Linked DNA regions of Homo sapiens: all the other regions are linked to region 2. A link is an interaction called in ENCODE POLR2A ChIA-PET data of the cell type or tissue named here. Cell type or tissue: OCI-LY7. All regions are shown on one strand. Region 1 overlaps PC (pyruvate carboxylase). Region 2 overlaps SYT12 (synaptotagmin 12). Region 3 overlaps ANKRD13D (ankyrin repeat domain 13D).

Evidence for each region. ChIA-PET counts read pairs that join two places held together with the same protein. Peaks named below come from ENCODE experiments on the same cell type or tissue, not always from the same donor. Only the 100,000 strongest peaks of a DNase experiment are listed, where the experiment ranks them.
Region 1: POLR2A ChIA-PET joins it to region 2 with 5 read pairs; 7 of 35 experiments call an interaction of 5 or more read pairs at or near these places.
Region 3: POLR2A ChIA-PET joins it to region 2 with 9 read pairs; 3 of 35 experiments call an interaction of 5 or more read pairs at or near these places.

What each region holds. Positions count from the first base shown.
Region 1 is chr11:66,915,032-66,919,031 of GRCh38, reverse strand. The region is part of intron 3 of PC (pyruvate carboxylase); the gene reads left to right. Among named protein-coding and RNA genes, the nearest start is that of MIR3163, 17 kb to the left of the region's middle. In OCI-LY7, a CTCF peak has its summit at 3,393 (motif pointing left); no DNase peak of the experiment used is centred here.
Region 2 is chr11:67,026,568-67,030,567 of GRCh38, reverse strand. SYT12 (synaptotagmin 12) reads right to left here. Exons shown (of 8, transcript NM_177963.4): 2 at 390-446. The coding sequence starts at 423. Among named protein-coding and RNA genes, the nearest start is that of SYT12, 5.4 kb to the right of the region's middle. RefSeq lists an enhancer at 2,722-2,791. In OCI-LY7, no CTCF peak of the experiment used is centred here; DNase peaks (open chromatin) are centred at 2,387 and 2,897; H3K4me3 peaks cover 1,485 bases; H3K27ac peaks cover 1,074 bases.
Region 3 is chr11:67,293,695-67,297,694 of GRCh38, reverse strand. All of the region lies in intron 6 of ANKRD13D (ankyrin repeat domain 13D), which reads right to left. Among named protein-coding and RNA genes, the nearest start is that of ANKRD13D, 6.4 kb to the right of the region's middle. In OCI-LY7, no CTCF peak of the experiment used is centred here; a DNase peak (open chromatin) is centred at 1,644.

The DNA.
Region 1 (4,000 bases), 110 kb after region 2:
TTATGTGAGTCTTCAGGGACTCTCCAGAAACCCTCTTGTTGATATGGGTGCTGGAAACTTGACGGGGCTTGGTTTAGTTCCTCTCTGAGCTGCCCTATTAGAGGAACTTCTGGATAGATGAAATCTTCCAGGGAGAAGTTCTGAATGTTCTGAATGTTGCTGCTCCCTCCTCCTGGGCCTTCTTCACTGGGCTGGGGCTCTGCTTTGAGGCCAGAGTGGGAAGACTATTTGGAGGTCACACGTGTTTGGCGTGGCTTAGGGGGTGAGGAAGCCTTTTATTTATTCTTCTGCCTCTTATCTCCCTACTTATCTCTATACCCACACCCCTAAAAAGAGAATGGCAGAAGTAGATTTTGTTGGGCTGGGCATGGTGGCTCACGTCTGTAATCCCAGCACTTTGGGAGGCTGAGGTGGGCGGATTACTTGAGCTCAGGAGTTCGAGACCATCCTGGCCAACATGGTGAAACCCCATCTCTACAAAAATACAAAAAATTAGCTGGACTTGGTGGCGCGTGCATGTAATCCCAGCTGCTCAGGATCTCTTGAACCCAGGAGGCGGAGGCTGCAGTGAGCCAAGATTGCGCCACTGCACTCCAGCCTGGGCAATAGAGCGAGACTCTGTTTTAAAAAAAAAAAAAAAAGTAGATTTTGTATATGTTTTTTGAAATAAGGTCTCACTCTGTTGCCCAGGCTGGTCTTGAACTCCTGGGCTCAAGCAATCCTCCTGCCTCAGCCTCCCAAAGTGCTGGTATTATAGGCATGAGCCACCACGCCCTACCTAGAAGTATAATGTTAATTGCAGAGTTGGTTCTAGTGGACTCAAAACATTATAGTTTGTGTACCTCCCTTCTACAGGACTTGGGAATGGAAAGAGGAATTTTAATTGCCTTGCATGTGAATTTTTCTTTAATGCAAAATTCTTTAAGAGGAGGAAAAAGGATTCTATTTGCTGTTTCTATCACCACCTAGAGGGCTCACAGGCTGCTGTGGGGGAAAGGACTTGGGCATTTGACTAAAGATTTTGCAATTGATGGTGGGTGCTCTATCAGGTATGTGCTAACTTAGGGGAAAGCTAACCAGCTTCCAGTTTGTCCCCTTCCTGCAGCAGGAGGTCCTCCTGGACCATCCCAGGCTCTAGGCTGCCCATGGAGGTCTTTCCCTGCAGCTCACCCCAGGGTATGAGTGCCGTAATCCTAGAAGGCTGAGGCTGGGCTCAGGTGCCTCTTGCCCCAGGTAACCCAAGTTCAGGCCAGATAAATTTCTCCGTTATTATACAGAATGCCAGGAGTTTTCCAGACCCTTTCCCCTTATCAGTAATTTCATGTCCACCAGAGCAGTGGACAGGCATCATGTAGGTGTTAGACATTCTGAAGCTTACGTCTAGCTAAGGCAACACACATACACAAGACAAGATTGAGGACAGCGTCCAAAGCAACAAACGCAGCCTTCAGAATAGCATCAGTCCTCCCGGCCTGGTTCTAGTTTTCCTTGGAGCTTAGTTCTAGAATTTCAGACTTGACCTCTTAGCTTATCAATTCTCTATGCTCTTGAACTCCATCCTAGGTAGGAAAAAGTGAAGGGTGATCTCTGGAAACCTACGCCAATTTGCATAGACCCTTCTGATAAGTAGAGTGCTTTAATATACATTTCTAAGTGGGGACCAGGTACAGTGGCTCACAGTTTGGGCCCCCAGCACTTTGGGAGGCCAAGGCGGGGTGGATCACTTGAGGCCAGGTGTTTGAGACCAGTCTCACCAACACGATGAAACCCCGTCTCTACTAAAAATACAAAAATTAGCCGGGTGTGATGGCGCGCCCCTGTAATCCCAGCTACTCAGGAAGCTGAGGCAGGAGAATCCCTTGAGCCTGTGAGGCTGAGGTTGCAGTGAGCTGAGATGGTGCCACTGCACTCCAGCCTGGGCAACAGAGTAAGACTCTGTCTCAAAGGAACAAAAACAAAAACATTCCTGCATGGGGTGAGGGCTCTTGGTTTGTAGATGATTTGCTCAGGGTCATGACGAACTAGGGCTGGAATCTAGGTTTTGTGCTCCCAAATATTTTATTTTATTTTATTTTTTTGAGACAGAGTCTCACTCTGTCACCCAGGCTGGAGTGCAGTGGCACGGTCTCGGCTCACTACAAACTCTGCCTCCCGGGTTCACGCCATTCTCCTGCCTTAGCCTCCTGAGTAGCTGAGACTATAGGTGCCTGCCACCACGCCCGGATAATTTTTTGTATTTTTAGTAGAGACGGGGTTTCACCGTGTTAGCCAGGATGGTCTCAATCTCCTGACCTCGTGATCCGCACGCCTCGGCCTCCCGAAGTGCTGGGATTACAGGCATGAGCCACCACACCCGGCCTTTCTGCTCCCAAATCTTTTGTACTTTCTGTAGTGTCATGCTTTTCTCCCTTCCACGTTTATTGGTTCCCTATCTTTACCCAGTGCCTTCTTGGATCACTGCTCTGTTAGCCTTTGGGGAGACTAAGGTGACTAAACTGTGGTCTCAGGACTGGCAGCTCCTAGGAACTCAGGTCCCCCAGAAATTGAGGTGAGTAATTTGCTGCCTATAAGCCAGATCTGCTTAGACGGTGAAGTCCTCCTTAACCCTGTTCAGAGCACAGACTGCACATACAAAACTGCTTGGCAGGTCGGTCACAGTGGCTCACGCCTGTAATCCCAGCACTGTGGGAGGCCGAGGTCGGAGGATCACCTGCGCCCAGGAGGTGAAGACCAGCCTGGGCAACACAGTAAGAACTCATCTCTACAAAACAATAGTAATAGTAAAATAAAACTGCTTGGCAACGAGCAGGACAGGCTTGCTGTCTACAGCTGTGGGCCTGGCCTGACCTACGCTAAGGGAAAGACCACAGGGGCTGGGCCAAGTGTGGTGAGTGAGAGCTGGGGAACAGACGTGGCCCCTGCACAGAGCGCATTTGTTCCTGCTGATCCCCTCCAGCAATAGGGGAGTTCCAGCAGAAGCAGTGGCTGAAAGAAACACAGTTGGTGTGTTTGTTTTGGAGGGTAAGGAGGAGGAAGGACCAAAGCAGAGGGAGTGGAGGCTGTAAAGAGCGTTGTAGGAAAGACTGAGACTATGGGAGGGGTAGTTAGTACTGAGCTCAAAGTGCCGAAAGAGGCAGTGGCTATTGCCTGTAAAGGACGAAGAAAGAAGGGAGACAGAACCAAATCTGGGGCCTCAGAGGATTGGGACCAGGCTTCCCCCAACACCATGTGCTTGTCAGCACCAGGATTTTTTGCCTGACTGCCCTCTCTGTTACGTTAGCGTGAGACTTTAGGATAAATCGAGGAAGTCTCGGAACCTGGCATGCCACCTCTGAGGCCTGTGGTCCCTCCCCTGGTAGCTCCCCCTGCGGGCAGGGCCCTGGTACACCCCTCCATGGATGGAGCAGAATCACCCCTGGAGCCCTTGCTCCCTGCAGGATCACAGGGCACGGAGTGGTCCACAGCTGGCCCTCAGCTCCAGGGGCTGCCGTGTGGCTTAGGGAGACTTGCCTTTGCTCTACAACTGTTTACCGAGCAGGACTGTGTTCTAGGCCGCATGCTTCATGCTGGAGACACAGCAGGGAGAAGGCCTCAGCCATCTCCTGTCATCAGGGGGGACTGGCAGAAGGCCATTCCCTGTTCAATTATAGCTGTGATCATTGCTGCACAGGCAGCGGGTAATGAGAGTGCCCTAACCCTGCTGGCCCATCAGGGGAAGCCTCCCTCCCACTGTGGTTATCTGCCTCTCGCAGCAGGCAGTGCCTTGCTGTGGAGCTTGGCAGAACATGGGGAACCTTAGGCAGGTTTCAGAGACTCCACCGTGCTCTCTGTGAAATGGAGTGGAGGGCGGGAGGAGCTTATGGCAGCAGCACCCTCCCTCCCTCCCTCCCTGGCTGGAGTCTGGTTGCTGGAGCTGTCTGTTTGCCTTGTGAGCCCTCCCCATTGGCGCACCCTAGGACCCTGCTGACACTAGTTTTTTTGTTGTTGTTGTTTTGTTTTT
Region 2 (4,000 bases):
AATCTAACCTTGACCTTCCTGGGCTTATTTTCCCTTGGCTACTTGACAGTCTCCACAGAAGGCCTCGGTGAGTGGATTCCGAGTCACAGGCTCATCCCCAGGGTGCAGCAGGATGAGGGTCTCCCCGGGGACCCTTTCAAGTGAAAGAGAGAAAGTCACTTTAACAAGAAGGAGCCACTTGAGTGGCAAGATGAGGAGACCTCAGACTGGGCCAAGCTTGATGTCCCCAGGGCGGGCTGTCTGACCTTGGGCAAGTCACTGACTGTCCTTGACAGTGAAGACATTAATGGCAAGGACTAATTATTCATGTCCCACAGACACCTCCCACCCAGGCCTGGTGTAAGGGTCTCGCAGGCGTGATCCAGGAGGGGTTTGCCCTGGGCACTCACCGCTCAGATGGTATTCTGCCACATCCACAGCCATGATGTCTGCTGCAGTGACTGTGACTGGAAGGGAAAAGAGAGTGAGAGGAGAGGGCTGCAGAGAGTCAGCGTCCCGCTCCTAGGTCCTGGCCTCCTGGCACCCACGTGCCTGTCATCCAGAGCTTACACTCAGCTATAAGGGGAGTGCCACCAAAGGGAGGCTTGGCATTTTAAGAAATGATGTTTAAAGCTCTTTTCAAGCATTCTAAGACTCTTCTCAGGATTGCCAGATAAAACACAGGATGCCCAGTGGCATGTGAATTTCAGATTTTGTTTTGTTTTGTTTTGTTTTTTCAGATGGAGTCTCTCTTTGTTGCCCAGGCTAGAGTGCAGTGGCGCGATCTCGGCTCACTGCAGCCTCTGCCCCTGGGTTCAAGTGATCTCCTGCCTCAGCCTCCCAAGTAGCTGGGATGACAGGCATGTGCCACCCCACCCGGCTAATTTTTGTATTTTTTGTAGAGATGCGGTTTCACCATGTTGGCCAGGCTGATATCGAACTCCTGGCCTCAGGTGATCCACCAGCCTTGGTCTCCCAAAGTGCTGAGATTACAGGTGTGAGCCACAGCGCCTGGCCAAATTTCAAATACGTTTTTAATATGTGTGTCCCAAATATTCCACAGGACATATTTACGCCAAAATCTTTTCCATTGTTCATCCAAAACATCAATGCTCCTGGGTGTCCTGTTTTTGTATTTGCCAAATCTGGCAACCCCAGCTCATTTCCATCCTAACAACATCAGGCTGACCAGCGGCGACGCAGTAGGTGACTCATTAGAGCAAGGCCCCCCTGGCTTGAGCCAGAGCCTTCCTTCAAATGCTTCCATTTTGATTGGGAAGGAAAGGCTGCGTGTCTGCAATATTCTATTATCAGTCCTTTCACTGCTTGGCATGGTTTCTTCCCCACCCCATCCTCCACCCCCAGCTTTTAGGAATGACTGAGGCTTAAGTTGTTCTAGAAAGGTCTGGGAGCTCGTACAACCCATTACCTGAACCTAGGTGACTGCTCATTGTTTTATTAGTGTGCTAAGAAGTAAATCTGGCTCACAGATGTGTTCTAAGTGGGTGTATGTGGGAGTCCTGGAAAAAGGAATTTGGGATGGGCTGCACTGATCTCAGGTCAAGGGCACCGAGGGCCAGGATAATGCCCACCCCAATTTCTGGATTCCCTTGTAGTTCAGAGAGGTGGTTACACATGGTAAGCCTGCAGGCCTGGTGCAGGGTGGTAGGGCAAGGGGAAGGGGAGGTAAGAACTGCAGAGTGATGGCCTGGCCCAAGGGCAGCTGCATTTTTGCCCCAGCAGGAATGCCAACCACCGTGGCTTGATCTTCTGGCACTTTAAAGAAAAGCCAGATACCTGAATTTTTTATGTGCCATTTCCTGAGTTTTAAAGGTAGCAACCAATTTGCAAAAAAATGCAAACACCATTCAGACGCAGTATAAAAAGTCCTTGGGGAGTGTGACCCACCAATTCCCAACCCCTCGGAGCATCCTGTAGGTTCCCTTTGGGACTGGGGTCGAATCAGAGGGTAAAGCTAAGGCCCTCCACATTTTCAGGAATTCCGGGGTTCTCCCCAGTCTGTGGCTTTGGAGTCAAGAAGCTTCGGTGCCATGCTCCAGTCAGGGTTATCCAGCACATTTGGGGTGCCATAAGTCCTAGTCTACCCCCTTAAGTCCTGGAGGTGCCCAGGAGCCTCTAGAAGCAGGTCAGATAAGGTGCACAGCCAGCTCCTGGCTTCCAGTTCTCCTGATGCTGCCCCCACTCCCACAAGGAGATGTGCGTTGTCATGGTGATGGAAGGGTGGTGCTAAGCCAGGAAGGGCTTCACCCATCCTGACTAGAGTGGAAGCTCATTCCTGGGCCTGGGCTGGAGATAATGATAGTAATAGAGAACCTTGTCGAGCCCTTCTTACACATCAAGCGCCATTCTAAGCACTTTGCATTTATCTGACCTCATTTAATTTGCCTAACAGCCCCATGAGGTAGGTACTATTATTATCTCTGGTTTGCGGGTGAGAGTCCCAGGGCGTAATTTGCCCCAGGCCACACAGCTAATAAACTGTTCAACCCAGGCCAACTGGCTCCATGCTCCTAACCACTGTGTCTCACTGCAAGTGGGCATATGGTTTCCAAAAAGTTTCCTAAGAATCTGCAGGTCAAATGGGTCACCATGTACCTGCCCAAGGTGGTCCTAGCTCCTGGCGGAAGCTGGTCTGGATACGCTGAAACACATGCTAATGTACACACACGCACCTCCCAGCCTGCTTCTGCCTTGCCGGGAATCAGATAAGCCATCGGCTTTTTCCTGCTTACCTGGCACAAGCTGACTTTGCAAGAGTGGGGCCAAGCTGGGACAGCCAATGCCCGCAGCACGCGAGCAAGGTATGCATGGCAAAGTACACCCCACAGCACAACAGGCGTGGTACGGGACAAAGCCTCAAGCTGCATCTGGCCTCTGGCTGTCGGGGGCCCCATCACCTCCATGGCTGGCCCAGCTCAGACCCCAGACTCCCACGCTGTCTGTTCTTTCCTCTCCCTTTAACACGACATCCTTTCCCAGGGAGCTGAGATTTCAGTGAGGGTGTGAATGACTGCTAGGCACACCCCAGACAGAAGTTCCTTCTTTTTTTTTTTTTTTTTTTTTTTTTTGAGACAGAGCCTCACTGTGTCACCCAGGCTTGAATGCAATGGCGCGATCTCAGCTCACTGCAACCTCTGCCTCCTGGGTTCAAGTGATTCTCCTGCCTCAGCCTCCCAAGTAGCTGGGATTACAGGCATGAGCCACCATGCCCAGCTAGTTTTTGTATTTTCAGTAGAGACGGGGTTTCATCATGTTGGCCAGGATGGTCTTGAACTCCTGACCTCAATGATCCTCCCATCTTGGCCTCCCAAAGTGCTAGGATTACAGGCGTGAGCCACCGCCCCTGGCCTCCAGACATATGTTCCAGCCTGGTGCCCTGTGAAGGCAGAGCTCATTTGCCTGAGTGGAGGGAGAAGAGAACTGGGAGAGAGGTCGAGGCTCCTAGAGGGTGTCATCCTGAGCACAGGGTTTGTAGTCAGCTGCACCCAGCTCTGACTCCCATACCTGCCCCTGGCTAGCTGCAGTGGCCTTGGGTAATTTTCTTAGTCTCTTAGAGCCTCAGTTCCCCACCTGTAAAGCAGATGTGAGGCTGCCAGGAGGGTGGAATGAGAAGGTACGTGTAGTCAGGCTTGGCACATATTGGTTGCTGTGGTTAGCAGCCTGGTGATGGCCCATACAGACCCCCTAACCCCTAGTCTGGGCAGTGTGGGCAGCACTGCCAGCCTACAGATGTGTTTATTTGTCTTACATTTAAGTGAGTTGCCAACATTTTAAAATTGAAAAATTTAGCTGGGTGCAGTGGGTCATGCCTGTAGTCCCAGCTACTGGGGAGGCTGGTGTGGGAGGATCTCTTGAGCCCAGGAGTTCAAAACCAGTCTGGACAACATAGTGAGACTGTGCCTCAAAAAAAAAGTGTGTGTGTGTGCGGGGAGAGTTTCCCATTAAAAATTGATTTAAAAAGGATTTCCAGCTTCCCTTTGAAAATTAGAAGATCTGGCCG
Region 3 (4,000 bases), 270 kb before region 2:
AATTAGCCGGGCGTGGTGGCAGGCGCCTATAGTCCCAGCTACTCGGGAGGCTGAGCCAGGAGAATGGCGTGAACCCGGGAGGCGGAGCTTGCAGTAAGCCGAGATCGTGCCACTGCACTCCAGCCTGGGCGACAGAGCAAGACTCCCTCTCAGAAAAAAAAAAAAAAACCAAAAAACTTATGAGACACAGGTAAAGGCCAGGCCAGGCCCGGTGGCTCACGCCTGTAATCCCAGCACTTTGGGAGGCTGAGACAGGCAGATTGCTTGAGCACAGGAGTTCGAGACCAGCCTGTGCAACATGGTGAAACCCCATCTCTACTAAAAACAGAAAAAATTAGCTGGCGCCTGTGTTCCCAGCTACTCAGGAGGCTGAGGTGGGAGGATCACTTGAGCCTGGGAGGCGGAGGTTGCAGTGAGCTATCACACCACTGCACTCCAGCCTGGGCGATGGAGTGAGACCCCATGTCAAAAAAAGAAAAGACATGCCTAGAAGTATAAATGTAATATGTGTGAATGCCTATATTAAGAAAGAAGATCTCAAATCAATAACCTTAACCTAACCTTCCATGTTAAGACAATGGAAAAAGAGCAAACTAAACCAGAAAGAACAGAAAGAAATAATAAATATTACAGTAAAGGTTAATGAAATAGAGAATAGAAAAATAATAGAGAAAATTAATGAAACCAAAAACTGGCTCTTCGAAAACATCAACAAAATTGACAAACCTTTAGCTAGGTTGACCACGGTGGGCAAAAAAAGAGAGAGAAGACTTGGCTGGGGGCGGTGGTTCACACCTGTAATGTCAGTGCTTTGGGAGGCCAAGGCAGGAGGATTGTTTGAGGCCAGGAGTTCAAAAGCAGCCTGGATGACATAGTGAGACCACATCTCTACAAAAAAAGAAAATTAGCTGGGCTTGGTGGTGCATGCCTGCAGTCCCAGCTACTTGGGAGGTTGAAGAATCACCTAAGCCCAGGAGTTCAAGGCTGCAGTGAGCTCTTATCATGCCACTGCACTTCAGCCTGGGTGACAGAGTAAGACTCTGTCTCAAAAACAAAACAAAACAAAACAAAACAAAACAAAACAAAAACTTCAAATTACTCACCAGAATCAGAAATGAAAGAGGGGAGCAACAGAAATAAAAAGCATTATAAAAGGATACAATGATAGCTGTACACCAACAAATTTTATAATTTAGATGAAATGGACAAATTCCTAGTGAGACACAAACTACCAAAACTAATTTGAGAATAAATAGATAATCTGAATAGATGGATAACAAGTCAAGAGACTGATTGGTAAATATAACAACAAAAAACTATACACACATACACACACACACACACACACACACACACTCAGGCCCAAATGGCTTCACCACTGAATCCTACCAATCTTTTGAAGACAAATTAATACCAATTATTTGCAAACTATTAAAAAAAATAGACAAAGAGGTGACATTTTCCACTTCAGTTATGAGGCATCACCCAGATACCAAAACCAGACATATATCACAAGAAAACTACAGACCAATATCACTTATGAATATGGACACAAAATCCTCAACAAAATACGAACCAACCAAATCTAGCAACATATGAAAAGAATTATACACCACAACCAAGTGGAACTTATCACAGGAATGCAAGGTTGGTTCAATATCCATAGGTCAATTGATGTATCAATAGAATTTTTTAAAAAATCACATGATCATATCAATAAACACAGAAAAAGCATTTCACAAAATCCAACATCCTTTCATGATAAAAACACTCTAACAATGAGGAATGGAAAGGAATTACCTTAACCTGATGAAGGGTATCTACCAAAAACTCACAACTAATATCATACTTAATGGTAAGACTGAATGTTTTTCCCCTAAGATGAAGAACAAGACAAGAATACAAGGATGTCTGCTCTAACCACTTTTCTTTTCTTTTTTATTTATTTATTTACTGTTTTAGATGGAGTCTTGCTCTGTCACCCAGGCTGGAGTGCAGTGGCACAATCTGGACTCACTGCAACCTCTGCCTCCTGTGTTCAAGCAATTCTTGTGCCTCAGTCTCCCAAGCAGCTGGGACTACAGGTGCCCACCACCATGCCTGGCTAATTTTTTTTTTGTTTTTGTATTTTTAGTAGAGATGATGTTTCACCATGTTGGCCAGCTTAGTCTCAAACTCCTGACCTCAAGTGATCTGGCTGCCTCAGCCTCCCAAAGTTCTGGGATTACAGGCGTGAACCACTATGCCCAGCCTGCTCTAACCACCCCCCTTTTTTTTTGAGATGGAGTCTTGGTCTGTCGCCCAGGCTGGAGTGAAGTGGCGTGATTTTGGCTCACTGCAAGCTCTGCCTCCCGGGTTCACACCATTCTCCTGCCTCAGCCTCCTGAGTAGCTGGGATTACAGGCGCCCGCCACCAAGCCTGGCTAATTGTTTGTATTTTTAGTACAGATGGGGTTTCACCATGTTAGCCAGGATGGTCTCGATCTCCTGACCTCGTGATCCACCCACCTCGGCCTCCCAAAGTGCTGGGATTACAGGCGTGAGCCACCGCATCCAGCCTCTAACAACCTTTAATCAATATTCTACTGGAAGTTCTAGTCAGAGCAATTAAGCAAGAAAAAGAAACAAAAGGCACCTAAATTGGAAAGGAAGAAATACAACTAAATCTATTTACAGATAACATAATCTTATATGTTAAAAAAAATACTGAGGAAAGGAATCCACTAAAAATCTACTTGAATGAATGAGTTTAGCAATGTTGCAGGATACATGGTCAACATACAGAAATCAATTGTAATTTTATACATTTGCAATACACAATCAAAAAATAAAATTAAGAAAAACATTTGATTCATAATTGTATCAAAAAGAATAAAACCCTTAGTGGCCAGGCACGGTGGCTCACACCTGTAATCCCAGCAAGGTCAGGAGTTGGAGACCAGCCTGGTCCGACATGGTGAAATCCTGTCTCTCTAAAAATGCAAAAATTAGCAAGGAGTGGTGGTGGGCACCTGTAATCCCAGCTACTTGGGAGGCTGAGGCAGGAGAACTGCTTGAACCCAGGAGGTGGAGGTTGCAGTGAGCCTAGATTGTGCCACTGCACTCCAGCCTGGGCAATAGAGTGAGACTCCATCTCAAAAAAAAAAACAAAAAAACAAAACAAAACAAAAAACAGAATAAAACACTTAGGAATAAATGTAACAAAAGTGCAAAGCTTACACTCTGAAAACTATAAAATAATGTTGAAATAAATTAAAGAAGATCCAAATAAATGGAAAAACATCCCATGTTCACGGATTAGAAGACTTAACATTGTTAACATGGTACTATTCCCCAAACTGCTTTATAGATTCAGTGCAATTCCTATCAGAATCCCACCTGACTGTAGAAATTGACAAGCTGAATCTAGAATTCATATATTCTGCCTACACTGGGTTGTGAGAAAAAAGAAAATAGAATTCATATAAAATGCGAGGGTCCCAAAATACTGAAATAACCCTGAAAAAGAAAAACAAAGTAGGAAGACTCACACTTTCCAATTTCAAAACTTATTGCAAAGCAACAGTGATTAAGACAGTATAATATTGGCATAAAGACAGACATGTAGACCAATGGAACTAATGTGGGAGTCAGAAAGTAACCAATTTATCTATGGTCAACTGATTTTCGACAAGGGTGACAAGACCATTCAGTGGGAAAAACATAGTCTTTTCAACAAAGGGGGCTAGGACAACTGGATAGTCACATGCAAAAGAACCTTCCACTATACACAAAAATTAACTTAAAATGGCTCAAAGACCTAAGTGTAACAGCTAAAATTATAAAACTCCTATGACTCAATAATCAAAAGATGACCCAATTTTTTAAATGGGTGAAGGGATAGGTGTGGTGGCTCATGCCTGTAATCCCAGCACTGTGGGAGGCCCAGGTAGGCAGGTCGCTTCAGCCTAAGAGTTTAAGACCAGTCTGTAGACTCTATCTCTACAAATAACTAAACAAA